3 separate regions of the Homo sapiens genome follow, and all the other regions are linked to region 1. Evidence: chromatin contacts called from ENCODE Hi-C or POLR2A ChIA-PET data. All regions are on one chromosome and are shown on one strand. The core of a region is the stretch at or near the end of the contact, and the rest is flanking DNA. Distances in the headings are between cores, read along the strand shown.

What was found. Hi-C counts contacts between places; a loop is a spot of excess contacts on that map. ChIA-PET counts read pairs that join two places held with the same protein, here RNA polymerase II (POLR2A). Pooled maps may share reads with other maps.
Region 2: a pooled map shows a loop between it and region 1 (10-fold over the local background). The contact joins the promoter of NBR1 here to the promoter of CNP in region 1. A Hi-C loop is called at or near these places in 4 of 50 pooled maps. POLR2A ChIA-PET finds 5 or more read pairs at or near these places in 2 of 52 experiments (AG04449 and MCF 10A).
Region 3: a loop to region 1 is called in a pooled map, with 7 times the contacts of the local background. The contact joins the promoter of KRT10-AS1 here to the promoter of CNP in region 1. A Hi-C loop is called at or near these places in 4 of 50 pooled maps. POLR2A ChIA-PET finds 5 or more read pairs at or near these places in 2 of 52 experiments (CD4-positive, alpha-beta T cell and naive thymus-derived CD4-positive, alpha-beta T cell).

The regions. Positions count from the first base shown.
Region 1 is chr17:41,965,448-41,968,230 of GRCh38, reverse strand. CNP (2'',3''-cyclic nucleotide 3'' phosphodiesterase) reads right to left here and starts at 1,436. Exons shown (of 4, transcript NM_033133.5): 1 at 1,344-1,436; 2 at 1-163. The coding sequence starts at 1,346. ODAD4 (outer dynein arm docking complex subunit 4) reads right to left here. Exons shown (of 12, transcript NM_031421.5): 12 at 1,728-2,783. The coding sequence ends at 2,748. RefSeq lists enhancers at 1-404, 405-962, 2,064-2,163 and silencers at 934-1,123, 1,254-1,693.
Region 2 is chr17:43,169,758-43,172,540 of GRCh38, reverse strand. It overlaps NBR1 (NBR1 autophagy cargo receptor), which reads right to left and starts at 1,327. Exons shown (of 21, transcript NM_005899.5): 1 at 1,239-1,327. It overlaps LOC101929767 (a long non-coding RNA gene), which reads left to right and starts at 2,138. Exons shown (of 2, transcript NR_110868.1): 1 at 2,138-2,415. LOC124900391 (a long non-coding RNA gene) reads left to right here and starts at 1,577. Exons shown (of 2, transcript XR_007065760.1): 1 at 1,577-2,125. It also overlaps a transcript of BRCA1 not described here and the pseudogene BRCA1P1. RefSeq lists enhancers at 1,187-1,296, 1,617-1,726, 1,977-2,026, 2,297-2,506.
Region 3 is chr17:40,817,716-40,820,498 of GRCh38, reverse strand. It overlaps KRT10-AS1 (KRT10 antisense RNA 1), which reads right to left and starts at 1,354. Exons shown (of 3, transcript NR_160888.1): 1 at 1,291-1,354. It overlaps KRT10 (keratin 10), which reads left to right. Exons shown (of 8, transcript NM_000421.5): 4 at 76-237; 5 at 325-450; 6 at 765-982; 7 at 1,338-1,712; 8 at 2,017-2,382. The coding sequence ends at 2,023. RefSeq lists an enhancer at 1-844.

The DNA of each region.
Region 1 (2,783 bases), core at 187-2,686:
GCAAGATGAAGAGCGTCTTGCACTCTAGCAGCGTGGCCACTGTGTCCTCATCCTGAAGGAAGGGAAACTGCAGCTCAGGCTTGTCCTTGGCCCCTGAGGATGACATCTTGCGGAAGAAGATCTTGGGCAGGAATGTGTGGCTTTTTCGGGAGAAGCCTCTGTTCTGTGTAAGGAGGGGAAGAGATGTCAGCCCAGGTCATTCGCGGGCTCCCCGCCGGCCTTACCCCTAGTCCCTAGACTGGTTGTGGGTGCCTTCCCAAGCGGGGCAGTGCTGGACCTTCTTTCCCTTTCGGTCCGGGAGCACCTTTCCGCTTCTGGTCGTGGAGGAGGAAGAGGGAAGCTTGTCTGAAGCTCTCCTAAGCGTGCGCTTTCCCCATTCCTGCCACTTCGGAAAGGTAAACGTGCTGGAGGCATGCGGGGCGCGCCAGGAGCCTGCGGTTCTGGGACTGGCCTCACTCTTATATGCTTGGCACCTACTAAGGACGTCCTCTTTGGAGGTGGGGGTCTCTGTGTCTGGGCCAAGCCACAGCTGCCACGGCTGAGTGCACAGAGAAGGGGGGGAGTGGAGAAGGGTTACCCCAAGACTGCCTCCCTTCCCCCAACAATGGCCGCAACAGATAATACTCTCTTGTCTGGCATGCGGGTACAATGGTCCCACAGAAGGGCTGGTGGGGGGCAGGGCAGGAGAGCACTGGACAAAGGCCCTCTTTCACCAAGCCTGCCACCTCCTCCTCTACCCTCTCCCGGCCCCCACAAAGTCGTGGTCTTTGTGCCTGTCCAGAACAGGGCAGCACAGGGCACCTGCAATTAGGATCCAGCTCTACCCGCCGCTGTGCTGTGTGTCAGAAGCGCCTCTCGGAGCCACTTGTTTTCCTATCTTCTAGAAGCCACAAGGGACGGCAGCTTTTACCGTAAAGGGTCCCCTCCTCTGAACTGGCTCCACCTCCCGCCCGCACCCGGGCGCGGGGCAGCGGTTCCGCGTGATGAGACTGGGCCCGGGGAGGGGGCGCCGAAGCGGCTGCCCCAGCGCGGGCCTGCGTGGGGTCGGGAGCAGCTCCCGGGCTCCCGGCCCAGGCCCACCCAGGCTCCCAGAGGCGCAGCAGCTTCTGCGGTCCCGAGTTCCCTCCTGAGAAACACCACCGTTTCCCTTTACAGCGGCCTCTCCGGCACCCCAAAACCCCTCCGCTTCTCCCAGACCTCAGGGCCGCCCTGAGTACCAAGAAAACTGGAAGTCGAACCCGGAGCCCCGGGTCCTCGTTTGCAAGACGCTTCCTCCCGAGGGGCCCCGACACTCGTTTCCCGCCCTGGTGCTACCCCGTGCCCGGCCCCGCCCGGCCTCTCACCATGATGAGGAGGGGCGCCACCGTCGCCGCCTCTGCCGGCACCAGCGCTCCGGGGCCGCCCGCCTGCGCGGAGGGACACGGGAGTCCAGCGGTGGCACGACCCGAGCCCGGCCGCTTTACATAGCCCGGGGGGCGGAGCGGGCACCCGGGCGGGCTGGGGGCGGGCCGTCTCCTCTGCGCGCAGGCGCTGCGAACCAAAACCCGAAACTCTCGCCGCGCGCGGGAACCTCGGCCCGGTCCCGCCCCCTGCGCGCGCCTGCTCCCCACGCGCACCCACCCACTGCGCCTGCGAGCTGAGCGGCCACTAGCTTTTTCTGCGTGTTGAGGGGTAACTCAGTCACCCTCCCCGGTCCCGTGGATTAGCAGGAAGTGAGTGAGGCAGGGTCGTGCAAAGTCGGATCCTGTCTTTAATTTTTGATATTTTATTCATCATGGACTTTTGCATTAATTAAAAACTTTTTTTTTTACCACATTGGATTAAAATATTATCATGCAATTTGCTGGCATTCCGGTAAACTCTGCATCTGAAATGCCTCACTGGCCTCATTCGTCCAGGCCCTGTGCCAGCCGAAAGTCAGTCTCAGCCCCGACCTTTCCTTCTAGGAGCTGTGGAGACAGACCAGGATGGCAATGGCCAAAGGGACAGATGAGTAACGGAGTGAAATCCTAACATCCTCTGAGGCCAGATCCTCAGCTGCCACCTCCTCTGTGAAACCACTGAGAGCTCCGTTGGATTTTTGAGTTTCCTGTCCAAGTGCTGTGCTAAGCACTCAGTCCTCGCAGCAACCCCTGAGGCAGGTATCCCATTGTTCAGAGGAGAAGCCAGCTTGGAGAGCCTGATTTACCTGATTATGCCACCCAGAGGTGTCAGAGGCGGAGTCTGTCTGCCCTCCCGACTCCCAGGCCACTCCCCTATCTTTGGCCTCACTCCCAGCATTCGCTTGGTTCTGGCTTGCGGCATTCTCCTACCTGTGACAGCTGGGGCCGCCCCACCACTGTTCCATCCATAAAGCCTCCCCGCTGTCCTGCGCACTGGAGGGACTCAGTCAGTCACCGGTGTGTGGGAAGCACCTCTCCTCCCAGGCCTTCCCCTCTCCTCCCTGTGACTTCTTGTTCCCTGTAGCGCCCGTATCTTCACCCTCCTGAAACCCTTTCTTCTTGGCACCTTTCTCATTTCTTCCACGATGCTCTTCCAAGAATGGGCAGGGGTGAAGAGGCAAAGTGACAGACTCAGGGTTTGCAAGAGTGAAAGACACCTATTTAATGGCAAAATAGTGATGGAAAGCAGCAGAAGTAAAACCCTCATTTTTCCTATAACAGACAAATCGCTTGAAAATCCAGTTTAATAAAATCCCATGATCCCTCTGAACACCAGCTTCCTGATCCTCATCTCTACCGATGGCTTCATTCATATTCCTTTTCCATCTCATTTCCTGTTTT
Region 2 (2,783 bases), core at 78-2,577, 1.2 Mb before region 1:
CCTTAGGCAAAAAATCAAGGAAATGAAGTGACTCAGTCCGCCAAAAGTGGGTATTCTGAAATATCACTTTCCAACTTCAAGAAACACACTTCCCTACTTGTGAAGGAAATGAATCTTCCTCTCTTTTTCTCAAATTACACAATTGGAAATTTAGATACTCTGGAGCTCCTCCAGCTGGTGGGCCAACTAAGAGAAAACAGGAAGTGGGAGATTCTAGCTTGGCTGGACCATATCCAGGTCTTCATAAGGAACTCTCTTTGGCTGACATGTAAAAAAATTCTTTCAGCAGGAGCATTAATCTTAAACGTGTGTAAACACCAAAGCTATGGTTAACCCTATCTGCCCCTTAGGTCTACAGCCAGTAGAGTCAGATAGCTGGGTCTTAGGCCTTCAGCTTTCATAACTGGCATTATTGTAAGTCCATGCCACTGACTCACCTTTGCTTGGCACAAGTTAGCTTTTCCTCCACGTCGATTTTTTTTTCAGCCTCAACAAAATCCCTTTAATGAAACAGACCTGGCAACCTGAGCTTTGATTACTGTCTCCACCAGAGGCCTTTACAAGCCAAGTTATCCAGGCTTTAAAATGTGTGACCTGAGGCCGGGAGCGGTGGCTTATACCTGTAATCCCAGCACTTTGGGAGGCCAAGGCACGAGGATCGCTTGAGCTCAGCAGTTCAAGCCCAGCCTGGGTTGGTCTTTGAGAAAGCAAGACTCTGTCTCAAAAAAGTGTGGCCTGAAAGCTGAGTGTTTGACAAAAAGGAAAAACAGTGCCTTTCCAAAACCGAAGGTCCCTAACCAAGGAGATCTCTTTAAGGTCTCGAAAAAACGAGGATGGGATGAGAAGGATGTGTAAGTAGTGTCATTTTTTTACTTGCAGAGTTCATCCTAGTCTTCCAGTTTTCGTTTCCTAGCACTCCATGTTCCCAAGACAGTGTCACTACCCCGAGGGCTCTCTCATTTTCTTTGCCTAGGCCCTCATTCCACTGGGGAGTCGTGGCCTTCCATCAGTAGAAGCCGGATGTTCTGACCCACAGACTCTCCAACTCTCCGGCGCTTCTCGCCAACTCGGTCCCTCTGAACATGAAGGGCTCTCTCATCCTGTCACTAAAAAGATTAGCTGTCCCGAAACACGGAAAAAGTCGCCCCTCTTCTTTGCAGGATTCCTCCCTTGAACTTCCCCAAACCCTCTTAGCGTGACGTGACCCCACCCCTAGGTAACCGCAGCTGCTTCCTTACCAGCTTCCCGCCCCCGGGGGGCGCCTGCCGGAGGCCAATGCAAGGACCGTCCGCTACCGGCTCTGCCGCTATCCCTGTGGGGTGAATCTAACATGGCGGATAAAGACAGTAACTAGTCCCCTGTTTCTCCGAGTGTTCGCCAAGATGATTGGCTCTCACCACTTGTCCCTCAAAACGACCACGCCATTGATTGGTGGAGATTGCGTCGATGGGGCGGGGCAGAAGCAACCTGAACCCGAACAACAATAACAAACATTGAGGCTGAGGGGCGGAACTAGGAGTGCGCAGATGTGGGCCAGAGCGGATTTCCCCTTCCCCAGGCAAATTCGGCGCCCACTGCGTCCCCGCAGGCCACTGACCTTAGAGGACTACTTGCCCGAGACTCGTGGGGCTGGATGGGAATCGTAGTCTTCCTAGGAGTTGTAGGTATCTTTTTTTGGCCTAGTCTCTGCTCTCAAGATAGGAGAACATAACAACACTCCAATCCATTACTGTTGACATGTATAAGCCCGCGGAGGTCTCCAATCTATCCACTGGATTTCCGTGAGAATTGTGCCCGCTTTGGTATTGGATGTTCCTCTCCATAAGACTACAGTTTCCAAGGAACAGTGTGGCCAAGGCCTTTCGTTCCGCAATGCATGTTGGAAATAGTAGTTCTTTCCCTCCACCTCCCAACAATCCTTTTATTTACCTAAACTGGAGACCTCCATTAGGGCGGAAAGAGTGGGGTAATGGGACCTCTTCTTAAGACTGCTTTGGACACTATCTTACGCTGATATTCAGGCCTCAGGTGGCGATTCTGACCTTGGTACAGCAATTACTGTGACGTAATAAGCCGCAACTGGAAGCGTAGAGGCGAGAGGGCGGGCGCTTTACGGCGAACTCAGGTAGAATTCTTCCTTTTCCGTCTCTTTCTTTTTATGTCACCAGGGGAGGACTGGGTGGCCAACCCAGAGCCCCGAGAGATGCTAGGCTCTTTCTGTCCCGCCCTTCCTCTGACTGTGTCTTGATTTCCTATTCTGAGAGGCTATTGCTCAGCGGTTTCCGTGGCAACAGTAAAGCGTGGGAATTACAGATAAATTAAAACTGTGGAACCCCTTTCCTCGGCTGCCGCCAAGGTGTTCGGTCCTTCCGAGGAAGCTAAGGCCGCGTTGGGGTGAGACCCTCACTTCATCCGGTGAGTAGCACCGCGTCCGGCAGCCCCAGCCCCACACTCGCCCGCGCTATGGCCTCCGTCTCCCAGCTTGCCTGCATCTACTCTGCCCTCATTCTGCAGGACTATGAGGTGACCTTTACGGAGGATAAGATCAATGCCCTTATTAAAGCAGCCAGTGTAAATATTGAAACTTTTTGGCCTGGCTTGTTTGCAAAGGTCCTGGCCAACGTCAACATTGGGAGCCACATCTGCAGTGTAGAGGGGGGGAAAAAAACGTGACTGCGCGTCGTGAGCTCGCTGAGACGTTCTGGACGGGGGACAGGCCGTGGGGTTTCTCAGATAACTGGGCCCCTGGGCTCAGGAGGCCTGCACCCTCTGCTCTGGGTTAA
Region 3 (2,783 bases), core at 105-2,604, 1.1 Mb after region 1:
TTATACTTTTCCCAGCCAAAAGAGAGTTCATTATGGTCCTCGTGTAGCCAATAAATCTTTCTGTTCCTCAAACAGGAAATGAAAGACCTTCGAAATGTGTCCACTGGTGATGTGAATGTGGAAATGAATGCTGCCCCGGGTGTTGATCTGACTCAACTTCTGAATAACATGAGAAGCCAATATGAACAACTTGCTGAACAAAACCGCAAAGATGCTGAAGCCTGGTTCAATGAAAAGGTAAAGTAATCTTCCTTATAGTGAAACTCATGGAGGTTTTATCATTTCAGAATTTCCTCACCCTTTTCCTTGTTTTTAATACTCTAGAGCAAGGAACTGACTACAGAAATTGATAATAACATTGAACAGATATCCAGCTATAAATCTGAGATTACTGAATTGAGACGTAATGTACAAGCTCTGGAGATAGAACTACAGTCCCAACTGGCCTTGGTATGTTAACTCTCATGAAATGACTTCAACTTTATCATACAAAGTTTCATGCTCACCTAAGAATATGCAATGCAACAAAAAAATGCAGAGTTGGAGGTAAGAAAGAGAAAACAAAGTGAAGCTCATGTTAATGGAGGAAAAGTACTACTAGTGTTGATCTAAAAGTGCTGAAACTGAAATGGTGCCATTAAACATACAACAAATTCTGTTCATTTTCTTATTCTTCTATATAATGCCTTACTAAATAATCAAATAAGCGTCACCATACTCAACTGAACAAGGAAGTCACTAAGCCACAAAAAAATCCGTTTCAGAAACAATCCCTGGAAGCCTCCTTGGCAGAAACAGAAGGTCGCTACTGTGTGCAGCTCTCACAGATTCAGGCCCAGATATCCGCTCTGGAAGAACAGTTGCAACAGATTCGAGCTGAAACCGAGTGCCAGAATACTGAATACCAACAACTCCTGGATATTAAGATCCGACTGGAGAATGAAATTCAAACCTACCGCAGCCTGCTAGAAGGAGAGGGAAGGTAAATTTTAAAATGAAAAGTTATCCCAGTTTCTTTTATTCAATATTCCAGATAGCAAGGCTTATCTAAACCCCAAGAAGATGCCAGAGAATGAGAGGAAGGGAGGAGAGAGGGTAGAGTACAGAAAAAGGAGTACGCAACCGCAATCTCACTTTCTCATGAATTTGGCCCAAAATGATTCTTAAGAGTTCTGTGAACTTAACATTGTTTTCAAAGGATGGGTTTTAAAATATATACCTGGCAGGGTTTTATTTTTTCAACACGTTTTGCTTATTTTCTAAATTAACGGCAACTGGAAAGCTACCCACCGTTTTCCAACGTTAGAGATAACCGAATGTGACCTCACCCCGTTTAGTTCCGGAGGCGGCGGACGCGGCGGCGGAAGTTTCGGCGGCGGCTACGGCGGCGGAAGCTCCGGCGGCGGAAGCTCCGGCGGCGGCCACGGCGGCGGCCACGGCGGCAGTTCCGGCGGCGGCTACGGAGGCGGAAGCTCCGGCGGCGGAAGCTCCGGCGGCGGCTACGGGGGCGGAAGCTCCAGCGGCGGCCACGGCGGCAGTTCCAGCGGCGGCTACGGTGGTGGCAGTTCCGGCGGCGGCGGCGGCGGCTACGGGGGCGGCAGCTCCGGCGGCGGCAGCAGCTCCGGCGGCGGATACGGCGGCGGCAGCTCCAGCGGAGGCCACAAGTCCTCCTCTTCCGGGTCCGTGGGCGAGTCTTCATCTAAGGGACCAAGGTCAGCAGAAACTAGCTGGGGTAATCAGAATTAGTTTTAACTTCCTGTGATGGTTTTTTTGCGCTTTAAGCTCTAGAGTTGTTTTAAAAAATTAAAAATCTTAGAGACGGTTCCGTTTGCATTTGTTCACAAACTACTCTTAACACCAGCCGTGAAAAATGGCATGATCAAAATGTCATACCTTAAGCATTTTTTTGGGCTTAACAATGTAAAGTTGAAATTTCCTTCTTTTTACAATATTTGCTTGTTAATTACTAAGGATCCCTACAGACTGTTTAAAATTTTTTTTCCATCATTCACACAGATACTAACAAAACCAGAGTAATCAAGACAATTATTGAAGAGGTGGCGCCCGACGGTAGAGTTCTTTCATCTATGGTTGAATCAGAAACCAAGAAACACTACTATTAAACTGCATCAAGAGGAAAGAGTCTCCCTTCACACAGACCATTATTTACAGATGCATGGAAAACAAAGTCTCCAAGAAAACACTTCTGTCTTGATGGTCTATGGAAATAGACCTTGAAAATAAGGTGTCTACAAGGTGTTTTGTGGTTTCTGTATTTCTTCTTTTCACTTTACCAGAAAGTGTTCTTTAATGGAAAGAAAAACAACTTTCTGTTCTCATTTACTAATGAATTTCAATAAACTTTCTTACTGATGCAAACTATCCCAATTTGTCAGAATTTATCTTTACTTAAGTACATAATACTCTTTAAAATTAAAGATTAGTAACCCATAGCAGTTGAAGGTTGATGTATCCAGAAATTCGGAAGACAGAACTATTGTCATGCCTTTTCTAAGTTTTTTAATCATGTATGTTCAGACCACCGTCAGTAAATTCACTGAGTAAAGTCTGTAAATCCCCAATATTACTCTTTAAGATACACAATATGTGGAAGGCTCCCAGCTCTCTGGCTTTAAATTATTTCAATCCTGGAAATTCTGGAATATCTCAAATAAAACCCCCAAAATAATAATAATTGGAAATTTTATATTTTCTAATTACCTGACTTCTCACCTTTGCCTTTTCTTACTTTCTTCCAGTTACTATATTACTTCTTCCCAATT